Regions from separate parts of the Mus musculus genome. Here region 2 is linked to region 1. Evidence: chromatin loops called from intact Hi-C (ENCODE). Cell type or tissue: heart. All regions are shown on one strand. Each heading gives the region's core, and the rest is flanking DNA. Links, peaks and the distances in the headings are about the cores only.

Region 1 (10,317 bases), core at 1-8,000:
TAGGGCATTGTTCTTCCCTCTGCCTTTGTTTCTCCTCTTTCTAACCCTTCCCCTCTCCTTCCACATTCCCTGTTTCTCCTTCCTCAGTTTTATCTTCCAGGCTGCTGCCCAGGACCAGAATTCCCCTGAAGGAAGCAAGGTCCTCGGGTTCTTGGCATCATGCAGTTAGCCCAGCACAGCTCAGTCTGAGCGAACTGCAAGACCCAAGTGTGCCTCCTACTCCTGCCAGGCACTGCGGGCCACCGCCTGACCAGTTTCTCTCCCTTTCCTCTCAGGGGCTGAAGAGGAGTGAGCAGAGCAGCATGCTGGAACTTTTGCGGCAGAGGCTCCCTGCCCCGCCCTCGGGGACAGAAGGTTCCAGCACCCTGTCGCTGATTGCCCCAACACCGGAGCAGGAGTCATCCCGAATCCGCAAACTGGAGAAACTGATTAAAAAGAGACTGTAAGGAGTGGGAAGGCATGGCCAGAGTCCTGAACAGCCGACTTCTGCAAACCCTCACACTGAGTCCTGAGTCTTGAAGCCTCTGAGAACATTACGGTTATTAAAGTATCTCTCTCATAACATGTCTTATTTTCTATCTCAGTCATGGAAGCTCAGTGAAATCTGTGTTATTAAAAGGCATTTTTAGATTATCTCCATCCCTGAAGCTGGGGCAGCAGTGGTTGAAAGGTCCCTGTGGTTTACCTGCTGTCCCCAGGCTGCCTGTGATGGTTGAGTTGTCACTGACCCATGTCATCTCCCCACTCAGCCCTCGACACCAGCCAGGGCCTGCAGCTTGGCTGAGGAAGCCTGGATCTTACCTCTTTCTCCATCTGTGTTGTGAGGTCCTTTTCCCTCTCTGTCTCTGGAATTGGCCTGGGGGCCTGAGTGAGCCAAGTGGCTGGTGGCAGAGTGGGATATTGGCCTCTTTACCAATTCCCTGCAGTATTAGCACTTTTCCATGTAAATAACTGTTTCTGGGACTCAATCTGCTGTCTTCCATAACATGGCCAAGCTACCCCTGTTTTCTCCCATGTCTCTGTACTCTCCAGAAGAGAGATGCCCACTGAGTCTCTTGCCCATGGAGGAGACAGACTGTGTGAGTGCTGGTGTGCCCAGCCTGAGCAGCAGGGGTCTTGCCTGTGGTGGGCTCCTGAGCTGGTGTGGAGGCAGACCTAGAGCTGACTTAGAGGCGGGGTCTTTGTGGCACTCTCCCTGTTCACATGAACACATTGTCTAGCCCTGGATCCTGGGAAGGAGACTGTCTGCTGAGAGATACCGGGAATTTCCCTTGAAAGGGCTTTCTTGGCAGAAGCTGTGGGAAGGAAAAGAGTAAGTCTGACCGTCTGACTTCCCACTCGCTCAGATGCTTCAAGTCCAGAGTACTTTCCAGAGCCCTGAGACCTGGTGGCTGATGTAGTACCACAGCAGCACATCATGACTACTGCTGAGAAAAACCACCATGATACTGACCGTGCACACCAGGCTCAGAACCGGAAACAGCCCAGAGCACAGCCCAGCTCTTCTGCCTGTGCTGCCCACCACCAGCTCTTGAAATCCAGTTCTGCAGGGGAGTCACCCCACTTCCGGGAAACAGGCACCTTACCAGTGCAGACGTCACCCTGCTCTCGCTGCTCTTGAAACCAAGGCTCTGTTATGTGACCACAACTTCAGTGTGACCACCTTTATTGACAGCTTTCGTCCTGGTACTAAACGTGTTAGCTGTTAGAACAGAAAGATCTGGGCCCTAGACTTGATCCCAGATCCCAGACCCACTTCTTGAGCATGATCGCCACAGCAGGAAGGCTCGCCTGGTTATCTCCGGCTATCAGAGTGCTCAGCTCTGATCTGGGCCTCCTTCCTTTTCTCTCCTTTGTTCTCTTAACCCCTGGGCTACACACCAGCCCTAGAGCCTCATTTCTTCATCAGCACCTAGCCTGTTCTTGCTAGGAGGAATCACTCTCGTGTGTTAAGCATGTTTAAATTCTAATCAGAAAGAAAACAAGTAGCAAGGAAAAGATGTGTGGCCCTTGGTCAGGATGTATCACAACCCAGACAAGTGCAGAAGCTCACTGGGCCTTAGCTGGGGGCTGGGGGTCCCCTCTGTGCTGCCCTATTGGAAAGCAGGCATGTGGCTATCCCCAGACAGCACAGCCAAGTCAGCCACCTGCCACCCACCCTGGGGAGCTGAAGCCAGTGGGCTCCTCCCACCCCTGGCTACTGTGTACTGTGTGCTGTGCGCACACAGCTTATTAAACTTGTCTTTTTGGCTCATTCATGAGAGGCTGGTTTTCCAGCCAATCTCTATGGTGGTACTGAGCGGTCAAGCGGCTGTTTCTCCCAGTCAGTGGTCACAGCAGCGAAGTGACTGACTTGATGTATCACGCTGTCAGAAACCACGTAGGAGCCAGCAGATAGGTGTCAGTAGGAGTTATGTTAAATGTCTTCTTGATGAAGACTGAATCCAGCATGTTCTGTACAGCCTCTTCCTCACCTGGGGAATGCATTAGACTCCCTCGGGGCCCTCTGAGAAATGCAGATGTCTAGAGACTGAACTGTGAGTCTGCAGAGGAGCCTGCTGGGTCTATGCTTAGGAGCCACACAGGTGATTACAGTTGTCTGTCAGTATCCACAGGAGACTGCTTCCAGGACCACACACACCCCATGCAGATACTCTGTCTCTTCTATAAAATAGCACCGTGTGTGTAAACAATCCCAGCACATCCTTTAGTTGAATCTGAGTACCTCTGGACTATGTATAGTGCCTCATATAATGTAAATACTACATAAATAGTTGGGTTGCTGGGGTTGTTTTTGGTTTTTGATAGTGGTTTTGTTTTGTTTTAATACAGTCTCACAATGTGGTCCAGGCTGACCTTGAATTCATAACCCAAGCTGGATTCTCAGCTACAGGTGTGCACTTCCATACCTGGAAATAAATAGTTGTTAACACTGAGTGGCTTAGGGACTAGTCACAATTTAAAAACTAGTTTGTAGGCTCAGACAGGCCCAGTCCTCCCCACCTCCCAGACACTATTACTGCCTTTGGTTGAAACCACACTTGTGTGACCCACAGGTATAGAGGACCAACTGTAGAATGCTATCACCCCTTGCAGTGAAAAGAAAAGGACTTTATTGAAAGAGTCCTGTAGCCCATTTTCTCTGGCTATCTAACTTGAGGCTTCAGCCAGAAGCTTTGTCTATTATTGTTACTTCTACTTCAAAACATACATAGCTAGGCATATGGTACGTACCTTTAATTCTAATACTAAGGAGGCAGTGGAAGGCAGACCTCAGGAGTTAGAGGCCAGGCTGTGTAGTGGCTTCCAGACTAACCAGGGCTACATAGTAAGACCCTATAGCAGAAAAACAGAATGAACAACAGCAACAAAATTTAAGAGTTCTTTGCATATCTTCTGTTAGAGCAGATAGCTGGCTTAGAGATGTCAGGCTAGAGAAAGTTTCATTTAGACTATGCCTACAAAACAGGAGCCACAAAGAACCACTGGCCTCTCACAGAGCCTTGCAGGTTCAAAGCCTTGGGTTCATGTCTGTCACTGAAAAGAAAATTCTTTTCTGGCAGAACAAAGACTCAGCACCCAAGACTCTGCCCAGCACCCAGAAAGGTGCCCATTGTGCATACATCTCAAGTGGCTCTTAGAACAGAGAGCGCAGGTCCTGCCTGCTGCCTGCTGTGGGGGTGTTACTCAGGCCCATCCCCTTTGAGTTGCTATTGGAAGAGGAAGCCTGGCTCCCTGTTTACAGAAGGCTCAGGGAAGTGCCAGAAACACGCAGCTGGAAATGTCATTCCTCTCCCTAGGAAGCGAGGTCTCAAAATAACCAGTTTGCTTGAGGGGGAAGGCAAGTTCCACACTTCTTGTCTACTCCAAGTTGGATTCCCAAAAATAAAATAGTTCGGGCTGACTGCATCGGGCCATTTAAGTAGCCTTGGAAACAGGCTTGTGAAAAGCCAGCAGACATGAAGAGAACCATTACGTTTTACAAATGAAATAAAAATTTCCAGTCCCATCCTAACTGTCCGTCAAAAAAGCATGTTGAACCTGCAGAATTTTGCACCTTTGGGAGATGTAAATTTCTCTCAAAAAAAAGATCATTCTTTTGTGTAAGTGTCTTTCCTTTTGCCCATCTGGAATTAATTTCTTGGTGCATCTTGAAATACAAAAATACTTCAGTTAATTAAAGCATTACTGAATGTCATTTGCTAGAATGTCTTCTCTACTGCTGACAGAAAACAGAAGGGACCCTAGGAAGAGCCTCGAGCTTCCCTTCCAGCAGTGAGGCAGGTGGAGGGAACAGTCTAAAGAGAACGTGGCAGTCCTGAGCCATCGCTGGCCGTCCAACTGCAGTGGCACCCAGCGTCTGAATGTGTGTCAAGTGTTCTGCTTCTGGTTTGGATTCCACTTTGCACCGAGTTTCCATCCCTTGGCTTTCCCTCCCCTTCCTGTCCCAGTCTCAGCCCAGTTTCCCATGTGGCTGCCCAGAGATCCCTTGCCTATGCAGAGCAACTTAGTCCTGTCTCCTCCACAGCTGGGTGGGCATTCTGCAATGAGATCTTTTAGGGAATTCTGATGTTTCTTTCAACAGTGGAAAATCTGCTGCAGCACTTCCATTAGTCTGGCCTGAGATCTTTACTTACTTTCCATCCATCGTCACCAGCTCCTGCTTCCACAGGCCAGCCAGGGATGACTCTCTTGAGAAAAGAAGCACTTCCGATTACCCACCCTGGAGGGCTTCGTGTAGGATGATTTTCCTACCAGTCCTCCGCCTTCTCACCTACAAAGCCAGGCAAAGGGAGCACTGGTGAGCAGTGGCCTATGAAGAATGTGTCCACTGGAAACAAAAGCAGACCGGGATGGAAACTTCCACAGAATCCCTGCTCTGCAGGTCTGGTCCTAGCACTCTGACATTGGGCCAGACATTGATCCTCTGTGCCTTAGCTTGTAACATCTGTGAAAAAGGATTATAAATCTTTTCAGTAATCTTTGGAGGTTTTTGTTTTGTTTTGTTTTGTTTTAATGAGACAGATAGATCCAGGCTGGCCTTGATTTCGCTAATTAGCAAGGCTGGCCTTGAAGTCCTGTTCTTCCTGCTTCTGCCTCCCAAGTGCTAATATTGAAGGAGTATGTGCCACTAACCCCAGCTCTTCCCAGTGACCTGAGGCAGGAGGATTTCTGTGAGTTTGAAGCCAGCCTGGGCTACATAGTTCTAGACCAACTGGGTTGCAGAATGAGACCGTGCCTCTGAGACACAGAGTCAACGGGGCTGTACAGGTCGCACTGGACCAGGTGTGAGTCTGTCTCTCTGGGCCGAGGTAAATGAAAGCTTGTTATCATTCGCCACGGCTGAGTCTGTGGCTGGAAGGACTGACAGTAGGTGTGTAGCCTCAAGTGGCCAGTCTGCCTTCCCTGGGCTGACTTTAATCAGACAGCCAAGTAGAAATGTATCCTGCTTTCCTGACCCAGCTGCATTCACAGCCAACAGCACAAGGTCAGCTTTTACCTTTTTAGGTTATGATGGTGATACCCACCTGACTCAAGAGGTCTTGAAGCCTCCCATTCTGCACTCCTCTTGCCCTGGCAGCATCTACTTCCTCTAGCCATTAGTAATAAACCTACAGACATGGAAGAGAGCTTCCTCTCCTGGCGGTGTTGGCCAGGGTACCCACTTCAGAAAGCGGGACACATTTCCTTTGAATGCACTGCCAAAGGCCATCTTCCAAAACAGTGCTTTGTGTACAGTGTCTAGTCCGTGGCTCCTCTCTCCAGTTATTTTTACCTGAAAGCCTGTTGTTGTCTCCTGGGGTTTTGTGAGGTTTGGTTTTTGACCTATAGTAACCCCCAAATTATGGAGAGACAGGCAGTCCTAATTGGAAAAGCTGCAGTTGGCTCACAGAATGGAATCCATTAAATGCTTGACAAAGAATCTTAGTTGTTTTCCACCCCCACCCCCCAAGGCTGCCTAATTACCTGCGTTCAGGGGCAAAGTTCCTACCTAGCCTTGTGGGATGGTGACTCAGAGAATGTGGAGTGAAGAGAGTGATTATAAATTAAAATTTATGGGGGCAGGGTTTGGTAATGGACTCCTATAATCCTGGTACCGGGGAGGCTGAGGCAGGATGCTCAGGAGCCAGAAGCCGCTCTGTAGGGTTGGGGATATAGCTCCAGTAGAGTGCTTGCTGAGCACCTGCAGCGTCTGTGCCACTCACAACCATCTTACAGCACTACCAACCACAATGCCAAAGGCTCTTTACCAAAACAAACTGGGACAAACCCCAGTGTGAAATGCTCGGTCAGCTAAGACTGTTTCCCACTTAATCTGAGACCTCTTTCAACTTCTGCTTCATAATCAAATGGAATTTGCACAATTTCCACGCCTCCTTCTGTTTGGGACAATTTTTCAACAAGTCAGAAATTAAGACCAGCTTCTCAACAAACTCCCCCCCCCCCCCACCACCACCACCATTTCCAAGGCCAAGAAAAGTCTTTACAAAGGCGCCACGGCTTTCTAGAAGGAAGTGGTGGCAAGCAACTAGCTGCTCCTGCCTGCTTGGTTTGTGTTACGGTGCAAGGAAGCTGCACTCCGTGATGGCCATCAAAGGCAGCCACTGAGTAGCAAACAGGAGTGCAGCTCATACGTGGTGGTGCACGCCTTTAATCCCAGCACTCGGGAGGCAGAGGCAGGCAGATTTCTGAGTTCAAGGCCAGCCTGGTCTACAGAGTGAGTTCCAGGACAGCCAGGGCCACACAGAGAAACCCTGTCTCGAAAAAAAACAAAAACAAAAACAAAACAAAAAAAAAAACCCAAAACCAAAAAAACAAAGGGGAACAACCATTCACTGACATCTCTCCGCACAGACCCAGCCTCAGGGGAGTCTTAACTCTGTGTGTGTGTGTGTGTGTGTGTGTGTGTGTGTGTGTGTGTGTGATCCCCGGGAACTGGAGTTATTACTGATGGTTATGAGCCACACTGTGAGTGCTGGGAATCCATCCCCAGTTCTCTGGGAGAACAGCCAATGCTTGTTAACAGCTGAGCCATCTCTCCAGTCCTCTCTCCTCTTTTTGAAGTGAGTTTTTTACTCTACAGTCCAAGCTGATCTCAAACTGTGTCAATCCTCCTGTCTTGGCCTCCTAAGTGCTAGAATTGCAAACATTAGTCATACCTATTGTATGCTCTTTTAACTTTGAATTATATATTTTTCAAATTTATTTTAGTGTTTACACACACATGAGTAGAGCATTATGGAGGTCATAGGACAATTTTCAGGAGTTAATTTACTTCTAGTATGTGGGTCCTACTGATTAACTTGGGTTGTCAGGCTTGGCAGTTAGCACCAACTCTGAGTCATCTTGCCAGCTCTTGACCCAGGTATTGGCTCTGAGACTGGCACTCTTCACTGTCAAATAGGAATATAAGAGGGTGGCTTGGTCCTGGGCCCTAGCTGTCAGGGCCATCTGTGTCTTCCACTGTGAGAGAGGAAAGGTGGCAAATTCCAGATCAGACAGACGCATAACAAGACCTTCTCTTAAGCCTATTTATTAAGTAGGGTTAGATCCATTTTGTGTGTGGGACCAGGAAACCCAGAGAGAGTGTGACATGTCCAGGAAGAGGCAGAGCCAGGATCTCAACAAAGCCACCTTCTATCTTTCTAGATTTCATGCACTCCTCCATAGTTTTAAGTTTTATAAGCTATGAGGTCCTTGCTGTACAAAATAGCTGTGGAAATACTATTATTATTAATAGCATGTCTTGAGTTTAAATCTTTTCAAAGGAAATCAGAGAAGATGTTGAAACTCATATTTTAGGGTATGTGATACCCTGAGGCAGAAGGATGAAGGGATGCCCTCCACTGCCTAGAAAGATGGATAGCTCGGTGGTCCAGAGAAGTTGTTGCTCTTGCAGAGGACGACGGGGATTTGGTTCCCAGCACCCACTAATTCTAGTTCCAGAGGATCTGATGCCTTCTCTGGCCTCCTTGGGCTCCAGGCATGTTAGGCCACCCTGGACTACAGAGTGAGTTACTGACACTGTTACTGTTCTTTACAAAGGCCAGATGTGGTGGCACATACCTTTAACTAGCACTTGGGAGGCAAAGGTAAGCAGATCTTTGTACATTCATGGCCAGCCAGGTCTATAGAGAGAATTCCAGGACAACCAGGGCTACATAACGAGTCTCAAAACAAGAATAAAAGAAAGGAAAACATACTTTGCACCTGAGGTCTTGAATGACCTCATAATTTACGTTTCAACCCAGCATCTAATTTACTGCTGCTTGCTTTGTTTTTGCAGACTTGAGAAATCTTGATTTGAAAAATTGAAAACAAGCTGAGTGTGGTGACACACCCTTTAAACAGCACTTGGGAGGCAGAGGCAAGCGGATCTCAGAATCTGGGCTACAGCCTGGGCTACAGAGTGAGTTCCAGGACAGCCAGGACTACACAGAGGAAAGGAAAGGAAAGGAAAGGAAAGGAAAGGAAAGGAAAGGAAAGGAAAGGAAAGGAAAGGAAAGGAAAGGAAAGGAAAGGAAAGGAAAGGAAAGGAAAGGAAAGGAAAGGAAAGGGAAAACAGTATCCTTCCAACCACAGATATCCCCTCAACGTGTGTGTGTGTGTGTGTGTGTGTGTGTGTGTGTGTGTGTGTGTGTTTACAGGCATGCATCCACCACAGTGTGCATGTTGAAGTAGAAGAAACAGCATTGGGTGTTGTGTCACTTCCCACCTTTGTTCGTGACAGGGTCTCTCTCGCTGTTCACTGCTGCAACACCAGGCCAGCTGGCTCCCCAAGCTTCCTGTGAGAACTTGTCTTTGCCTCCTGTCCCCTGATGGGACACTGGGCGGGGGCGGGAGGGGGTAGGTGAGGGGGAGGCTATTTACAGATGCAGCTATTCCACTGTGCTGGATTTTCATGTGGCTTCCAAGCATCTAAACTCAAGTTGTTTGTCTGGTCCTGCAAGCTCTTTCCCCACTAAGCCATTTCCATCCCAAATATACACACACATGCATATGCACACACACACACACACACACACACACACACACACACACACTGCTTGTTTGGTCTTTTATTTTTGAACTCAGGTTCACTTCAAACTCTCAGTCTTCCTGCCTCACAGCTTCCTGCCCAGCCTGAGTTCTGGGTTACAGCATATGCCACTGTGCCACTGTGCAAGCACAGATACTCTAATTAAGCAGAGGTCCCAGGGGTTAGAGAGATGGCCCCTCAGTTAAGACCATCTGCTCTTTCTGAGGTCCTGAGTTCAATTCCCAGCAAACCACGTGGCAGCTCACAATCCGATGCTCTCTCCCGGTCTGCAAGCATAGATGCAGACAAACCACCTATGGACCTAAAAAAATAAATAAATCTTAAAAACAAAACAGAATAGAACAGCAAGATAAACTCTCTCTTAAGCTGCCCTAGCAACAAAACAAGTCATGGGCCCTCATCAGCCTGCTTATAACACCTTTGAGATACTGTGTTTGTATAGTTGTGATGTTTAGGTTTTTTGGGAACTTAAAAAAATCCAATTTCAAAGAAAAGTTCAGGGCTGAGAATATAACTTGATTGAAAGAATGCTGGCCCAGCTTGCATGAAGCCCCAAGTGTGAGCCCCATCACTATAGAAACTGGATAGGGAGCTGGAGAGATGGCTCAGTGGTTAAGAGCACTGACTGCTCTTCCAGAGGTCCTGAGTTCAAATCCCAGCAACCACATGGTGGTTCACAACCATCTGCAGTGTGGCCTCATGCCCTCTTCTGGTGTGTCTGAAGAAAGCAGTGGTGTACTTATATACAATAAATAAATAAATAAATAAATAAACAAACAAATAAATAAACAAATCATTAGAGCTGGATAAGGTAGCACATGGGTCTTTTTGGGGGGCGGCGGTGGTTGGGTTTTGTTTTGTTTTTATGTGTATCCATGTAAGTCTATGTGGGCAGTGTAGTGCAGGTGGCCATAGAAGGCAACTGAGGGCATCAGATTCCCTGGAGCTGGAGTTGCAGGCAGCTATGTGCCACCCAGTGTGGATGCTAAAAATTGAACTCTGATTCTCTGCAAGAGCTGCACGTGCTCCTAACCACTGAGCTGTCTATCTCTTGAGGCCCTGGTGGCATACATTGTAATCTCTTGGGAAGTAGAGGCCAGAGCATCAGATTCAGTTAATGTCAGCTAAAAAGTTGGTTCAAGCAAGACTAGACTGAGATATATAAGATTCTGGGGGTTGTGAGGAGGAGACAGAGAAAAACAGAAGAAAGAATAGAATCAAAGCTGTGTGTGGGTCCCCTCATGCTATGTCCATGTGGGTCTGGGAGCTCCTGTCTC
Region 2 (8,000 bases), core at 1-8,000, 57 kb before region 1:
AATATTCTTACCGAGTTCCAGACTGTTCTGGAACTCACTGGATAGCACAGACTGGATTCTGACTAGAACAAACCTACAGGTTGAGAACTGTGCTCTAGAGTGTTGTAATTACAGGCATGTGTCTCTGTGCCTGGCCAAATACTAGCAACCCTTAAAAAGACAAAGCTTAGAGCATAGGTCTCTCTCTCTCTCTCTCTCTCTCTCTCTCTCTCTCTCTCTCTCTCTCTCACACACACACACACACACACACACACACACACATGATTTACAGCAGATCAAGAAGCTAGCATGCAAAGGATGCAGATCTTAAATGTTTGCCTGATTGTTTGAATGCACTGTTTCTTGCCAGTTTTCTGCAAAAGCCATTGTCTTAATAATGATTACCTTAAGCTGATATAGTCATCACAAGGCTTTCTTCGTATATAGAAGCCATTTTCTGACTACAAAATAGCACCCAAGTGCTTTAGACAATAATTTAGTAGTTTAAATGTGTATAAACAGAATTATCTTAAAGCTCATAGCAGATACCTTAGGGGGTTTTGGTTTCTGGGAGAGAAGAAGATGGAGAGAAGAGAGACACCATGGGGTAAGGGATTGTAAGAACTGGCTATATAGGCTGGCCAAGCCGAGTATGAACTGCCCACGTGGAACATGGCAAGTCATAATTTGAGGTTATTGATAGGGAGGTAAAAACTAATAGCTTAGAGGGTAGATACCCAGGTGTGGTGCTGATTAAGGTTTATTATAAATATAAAAGTTGTGTGCCTTTTATCTGGGAACAAAATGATCATAGGTGGGGTAGAAACCCCCATTAGAGATTAAGCATTTACTACAACAGTTTACATTTGGTTTTTGTTTGTAATACCTTTGGATGATACCTTGGCACTTTGCAGCCATTTACACTGTCATCTAACTGTGGCCTTCTCCTGGTTTTAGGAATTATATGAGTTTATATTACTGGTGATGCTACAATGTCACAAATACATTTGGAAACTCCTTTTCGACTTAGCCTCTTGTCTCCAGGGCCCATCCCTTGCCACATCACCTCATCCCAGCATCAATCAGCCCTTTTGCTTATCATTTGGGTTTGCTGAAACTCCTAGCACTTAAGCATAAAAGATGTTTCTGATTATGTGTGTGTTGGAATGTGCATGTGTGTGAGTGTGCATGTGTGTGAGTGTGCAGGTGTGTGTGTACATGTGGAGGCCAGAGAAGGATGTTGATTCTCTTTCTAAGCCTTATCCCTTATCACTCACTGTTTCTCAGCTGGACTAGCCAGCAAGTATCTGTGATCTACCAGTCTCTATGTAACCCTGTAACATAAGGGTTACAAGTACAGGCAACTATACCCGGCTTTATAAACACCCTTGAGGGATACACACGTGGCAAAGGCATGTAACCCACACTCGGCAGATGAAGAAGGCTTCCCAGAAGAAGAAACCTCTCGAATGAAAACTAAAGGATAAGTGAGAGTTTTAGCCAGATCAGAATTGGAATAAGGGTACCTGGTCCACATGGTGAGTTCTAAGACAGCCAGGGCTATGTAGAGAGACCCTGCCTTTAAAAAATAAAAATAAAATAAAATAAAAAAGAATCGAGTAGGGTAGACAGCGCAGGCTCTAGAAAGCGGAAGAGGACAATGTGGGTGAGGATATGGTCCCTGTGCCTCCAACCTTGTTATGAGGACAAATCCAATGATCCAGATGTTAGAAAACTTGGATAAAGTGAGTTGCCCCACAGGCTCATGCTCAGAAATAACACCTTTCTCATGTCTTAATAGAAAAAGCTGGAGTCCCCACCACCATCTACCAATCCTTTCCTGGAAGATGAGACAACACCAGAGATGGAGGAGCTGGCTCTGGAGAAAGGAGAGTTAGAGCAAGTAAGTCTGCTGGTATTGTAGTGTGTAACTCATGCTCTTCCTGAAAGTGGGTTGCTCACTTCAGGTATGATCTGGCCAGGATCACACTCAGAGATCATGACTTACAGAAGGCCTCGTATAAGGACGCAATCAGATGACGAAGAACCATGTTCCTGCCCTGATGTGTTGCAGAAGAGCCTCCACTCAGCATGTAGCACCACATGCTTGCCGCAGCCTGTGCACAGGGCTGCCCAGTTATAGTTCTGTCTTGTTCAGCATCTTCTGGGGCTGTCAGGCAGCTCCCTTCCTCTCCTCCAGTACTGTGATAATGCAAGATACTCTGAGGTTAGCTATGCCATCCCCGGGCTGGAAGAGCCCTCTGCACAGAGCTAGCCAATTGGAAGCCAATGGGGAGGCCTTGGAAACATCAGGGTGACCAGCAGAGCCTTTGGAGTTTCTTTTCAGAGCACACCAGCACTTTTAATTTCCTTCAGCACTTTCTGTCCAGCTCAAAATTTCCTGTTCCTTCTTCCTACAGAATGGTGTTTTTGTTTCATTGCTATTTTATGACAGGAGATGCTAGAGCAGTAAGTCAGCTGTTTCCTTTCTGGATTAGAGCTCCTTCTCTTTCATGCTCTACACTTGGCTGCTAGAGGGTTATTGGGTGGCATTGTTTCTCTCCAGACACCAGCCAAAGGGAGGTGGCTGGGAGGCCAGCTTGAGGAAATACAGCCACACAGTGTGCAGCTAGCTCTGCATTCCAAGTGGCAAGGTTGGGTGAATTCTGACAGGAGTCAGACAGCAGAATTCCTAGAAGCCATTAAATGTGTCTGTTCCATTGATTAAGTAATTGTAATAACACAGGTACCTCACATTTAAGGCACTTTATAATTTCAAAATCTTTACACGCTTTCTTTCATTTCACTTTCACTATGTGTCCCTCTCGTTTACAGGTGATGAAAGTACAGCTCAGAGAGGCTCACCAGCTCGATCACACAGGGCTATAAGTTTGGAAGTGGAGGGGTGGGACTAGCAGCCAGGTCTAGCAGATGGAAACTTGAATTCCTTTCCTAGCACCTCCCCCCCATACACACTTCATGTCTTATTAAAAAGTGAAGACCATAGAAGTGAAGTTTATGGGCAAAAGTAATCAGGAAGAACTGAGAGTTGCTGTGAGTCTATCCCAGAAAAGTGGGGCTAGCTGTAGCTTGTTTAAAGCTGTAGTATTATTAGGTAGCACAGACAAGGGGATATTGCTTCTGACCCCAGTGCAGTTCTCAGAGTGGGAGCAAGGACTCAGATTGGAGGGGCTTCAATTTTTTTGGTAAATTCCACTGGGCCACCTGCTTAGTAGAAACATGCCTTGTGCAGTCATGCTTTGTATGGGGCCTTCCTGCCTCCCCAAGCTATAAGCTGCCTTTGCCTTGATTGATTAGGGCCATGCAGTTTGAGCACTCAGTGCTCTGTGTTAGCTGGTTACCTCTGGGTGCCATTACACTGAGTCAGCAGAGTCCCTTCATTACCTTTGCACCCTTTTGCTGGATAAAATATGACTTTGGTTTTGTCTTGAAATTTTTTCCTCTTCATGAAAGCTTGAAGTGACTGTTGTAAGACCAAGACCTGCAGGTTCCAAGGACAGTGATGACTGATCCTGGACGAGCAGGCAGGGGAAAGCAGGACTCTGCAGTGATGAGAATTCGGGGCCTGTGTCTGCTGCTCAGGGCTGCTCACAGGTGCTGGCCTTAGGTAGGTTTTAGGCTCTCTCAGCCTCCATGCTGTCATATTGTGACCTTCATGCTGTGTTCTTTGATGGTCCTTGGGGAGTTGGGAGAGAAAGAAACCAAGGTCCCTGCAGCTATAGCAGCTCCATTCTCAGTTACTTTGTGTGTGGACCTCCAGGCCAAGCTTGTTTTACACCTAAAGTTTTACATGTGTTTAAATAAAACAAAACAAAACAAAACAAAACAAAACTAATAACAAATTCTGATCTAGGTGATGTCCCTGTCATTTAAGGCTGTTCTTTATTAGTAGTAACACTCACACAGTGACTAATGCCCCCCATATGTTACTCACACCTCTGGCTTGCTAGATGGACTCTCAGATGCCTTCCCAGCAGCCAGTTGGCTTCTGGAGTTTTATGTACTGGAAGAACAGGAGCTCTTGGGGTGCAGGGAAGAGACTCCACAGCATTAGCAGGGATCCCCTTCTGTTGTCCTTCGTTACTTGAGCCGTCTCCTTGCTCCAGCCAGTAGGCAGTTGGCTCCCAGGGTCAAGGTCACTTCTTGCTCCCTGTTGCAGTTTGTGTCTAGCTGCTGAGAAAGGAGTGTGAACTTGAAAAAGTAGTGTCTACTTCATGAGAAGACCTGAGTGCCTAGTTGCCAAGATATTCCCAGTAATATAAAAAGAACATTTGAAAAGGGACTGAGGGCACAGGAGGAGAGAGAAGAAATCAGGAATTTCTGGTTTGCAAATGTACCCTTCTGGTGATCCAAGCAGTTAGATTTAATCTGTTTACATTGGATAGTAATAAAAGGAAATGGGGCCAGCTGCAGACCTCCTTACTGTGACAACAGTAACCTTTTATTATTCCATCAAACTCCGGGAGGAAATAGCTTAAACATCTGCAGCTCTTGGACAGAATTCACACACTCAGCAGTCCAGCCTGAGTGCTACTGCTAAATGACTTAGTGTATTCTTTAAGCTGAGGATCAGCTCTTCGGGGAGCTGCCTGGTGCAAAGGGAGACACCAGTGTGAGCTGAAATTCCAGCACCTACTCACTAAACATGAGCACATTCATAGAGCAGCCATGGGCCAGGGCAGCCCTGTGGAAAAGTGGTAAGAGAAAGAAACCTGGGCAGTGCCTCTTGTTATCCCTGCCATGCTTCAACTCATAAAATACATCAACAGGAACTAGGCACTGTGGTGACAGGACTAATGACAGACAAGGCAGAGATAGATCAGTCACCCAAGGTAGACTTGGGGCACCTGCCTGTCTGCTGATGCAGCTTCTGTATATTCTGTGGAGCCTCACCATGGAAAGACCCATGAACATCAGTCTAGATGACCTTGTTAGAGCATCACAAAGCCATGTTCTCCCAAGTACAGATCTGTATTTTATACTCACCAAGGAGCCTTTAGACTTGTCAGACATGTGTTTAAAACCATATGTTGTTTTGTACACAGTTAGGAAACTATAAGCAAAACCACAGATTAAGATATTCCTAAAATGTCTTCATATACAAGATCCAGTCTTTGGAACCACTTGTTAATTAAACTATATTTTGCCAGGCAAAGCAGCATAAACTTGCGCCCCTTCTTGGAAGGCTGAGGCAGGAAAAAGTGCTTCTGTACAAGCCTGACTAATTGAGCTCAACCCCCAGGACCCATGTGAAGATGCATTGTTGGGGTCAGCTGGAGAAGCCTGTATTAGCCAGCTGTTAACTACACTGTGTGCTCAGGATCTCTCTCTCTCTCTCTCTCTCTCTCTCTCTCTCTCTCTCTCTCTCACACACACACACACACACACACACACACACACACACACACACACACACATGGGTGAACACACATATGCACACACATACTCCTCACAGCCTTCATGATGGGTCATCTGTGTTAACCTAGAAGAAACAGAGACCAGCTCCTGGCGCCCGTGCTCTGAGGTGAGCAGCTGTGGGCTGGGTAAAGCCCTGTGCTTTCCCAGAGACTCTCTCCAAGTCCTCTCCAGGGCCCAGCATTGGTGGGAGTTTCCACATGGTAAGATACACAAGATCTGGTGGATATTTATCCTTAAGAAGGACCGGAGTTTTGAGCAGGTGTAATGGGATATCCCTGGTATTTCAGTACTTAGGAGGTAGAAGCAGAAGGATTTTCTAGGATATAGAATGAAGCTCTTTGTCTTAAAAAACAAAAACAGAACCAGAATTTTTAAGAAATCTGGCCTAAAATTTAAAAACATGAAAGTTACTAGATGTGAAAGAGAAAATTACTGGGTGTATATAAAGTTGTAAAGGTCCCCTTCTCACCTTCCCCCTTTTCTGTACCCTTGGCTAGCCCAGAACTCAGAGCTTTTCCTTCATCTGCCTACCAAATGCTGGGATTAAAAGCATGAGCCATCACACCCAGCAATATTTAATTTTTATTGAAAATTAATTTTTAAATGTTTTTTTTTTGAGATAGGATCTCTCTGTGTAGCCCTGGCTGTTTTAGAGCTTGCTCTGTAGACCAGGCTGGCCTTGAACTCACAGAGATCTACCTGGTATTAAAGACATGAGCCATTATGCCCAGCTAAAAGATGTTTTTGACTGATTAAAGTGACTTGTAAATAACCAGATGCTAAGAAAGTAGATAGATTTCTGTCTGTTACTGGGGGGCAGCTTTTCCAATTTTTAGCAGTTATTTTTATTTTAAAAATTTGTATTACATTTTGTTTGTTTAGAGTGGAGGGAAGGGACCACATATCTTGATATTTGTATGGAAGTCAGAGGGCAGCTTGTGGAGTTGTTCTCTTCTTCCACTCTGTGGGTCCTGATATCCAATTCAAGTTGGCAATCTTGTGGTAAGTGCTGAACCTGCTCACTGGCCCAGTACTTTGTTTTTTGAGACAGGGTCTCACCATATTGCCAAGGTTGTTCTCAGGCTATCTCTCTGCCTCTGTCTCCCATATAGCTCAAATACAGATATGTGCCACCACTCCTAGCTTTTTTTTTTTAAGTTTTAATTTAATTTTTTATTAAACTAATAAAATTTATTTTAAAATATACAACTCAGTATTGATATTTTTTAAGTCATAAAAATAATTTATAATAGTTAAATACCTCTTAAATATACATGATATCTTTTGAAGCTAAAAGTAGTATGCACTCAACCAGTTTTTTTTTAAAGATTTATTTATTTATTTATTTATTTATTTATTTATTTATTATATGCAAGTACACTGTAGCTTTCCTCAGACACTCCAGAAGAGGGAGTCAGATCTCATTATGGGTGGTTGTGAGCCACCATGTGGTTGCTGGGATTTGAACTCCTGACCTTTGGAAGAGTGGGTGCTCTTACCCACTGAGCCATCTCACCAGCCCTCAACCAGTTTTAAAAATCTATTTGGAACATTAAACATGATTTCAACATGAAGTATGAAAAAAAATCTCCTATGAAGTCCTCTATAAAAGGAAATTGTGGAAAGTTCCTGATTAGACAGAAACCATTTTATCTGCAAGGGAGAATACTCAGTGTAACTGTAGCTTCATAGGATAAATTGGGCACTGTTCCTTCTGTTTCTGTTTTTTGGAATAGTTTGAGGAGTATTGGTATTAGGTCTTCTTTGAAGGTCTGATAGAACTCTGCACTAAATACATCTGGTTCTGGGCTTTTTTTGGTTGGGAGACTTTTAATGACTGCTTCTACTTCTTTAGGGGTTTTGGGACTGTTTAGATGGTTTATCTGATCCTGGTTTAACTTTCGTATTTGGTATCTGTCTAGAAAATTGTCCATTTCATCCAGATTTTCCAGTTTTGTTGAAATAGGCTTTTGTAGTAGGATCTGATGATTTTTTTAAAATTTCCTCAGTTTCTGTTGTTATATCCCCCTTTTCTGATTTTGTTAATTTGGATACTGTCTCTGTGTCTTAGTCTGGCTAAGGGTTTATCTATCTTGTTGGTTTTCTCAAAGAACCAGCTCCTAGTTTTGTTGATTCTTTGTATAGTTCTTTTTTTTTTTTTTTTCTACTTGGTTGATTTCAGCTCCAAGTTTGATTATTTCCTGCAGTTTACTCCTCTTGGATGTATTTGCTTCTTTTTGTTCTAGAGCTTTCAAGTGTGCTGTTAAGCTGGTAGTTCATGCTTTCTCTCCAGTTTCTTTTTGGAGGCACTCAGAGCTGAGTTTTTCTCTTAGCACTGCTTTCATTGTGTCCCATAAGTTTGGGTATGTTGTGTCTTCATTTTCATTAAATTCTAAAAAGTCTTTAATTTCTTTATTTCTTCCTTGGCCAAGTTATCATTAAGTAAGGCATTGCTCAGCTTCCATGTGTATGTGGGCTTCCTGTTGTTTTTGTTGCTATTGAAGACCAGCCTTAGTCTGTGGTGATGTGATGGATGCATGGGATTATGCCAATCTTCTTGTATCTGTTGAGGCCTGTTTTGT

Evidence for each region. Peaks named below come from ENCODE experiments on the same cell type or tissue, not always from the same donor. Only the 100,000 strongest peaks of a DNase experiment are listed, where the experiment ranks them.
Region 2: it touches region 1 in a loop (6-fold over the local background); 5 of 42 quality-filtered maps call a loop at or near these places.

What each region holds. Positions count from the first base shown.
Region 1 is chr11:76,036,541-76,046,857 of GRCm38, reverse strand. It overlaps Vps53 (VPS53 GARP complex subunit), which reads left to right. Exons shown (of 22, transcript NM_026664.4): 22 at 276-632. The coding sequence ends at 446. Among named protein-coding and RNA genes, the nearest start is that of Rflnb, 14 kb to the right of the region's middle. In heart, for the core only: no CTCF peak of the experiment used is centred there; DNase peaks (open chromatin) are centred at 1,297, 3,757, 4,457, 4,617 and 1 weaker place.
Region 2 is chr11:76,095,869-76,103,868 of GRCm38, reverse strand. It overlaps Vps53 (VPS53 GARP complex subunit), which reads left to right. Exons shown (of 22, transcript NM_026664.4): 12 at 1,781-1,882. Among named protein-coding and RNA genes, the nearest start is that of Gm46252, 51 kb to the left of the region's middle. In heart, for the core only: no CTCF peak of the experiment used is centred there; a DNase peak (open chromatin) is centred at 4,588.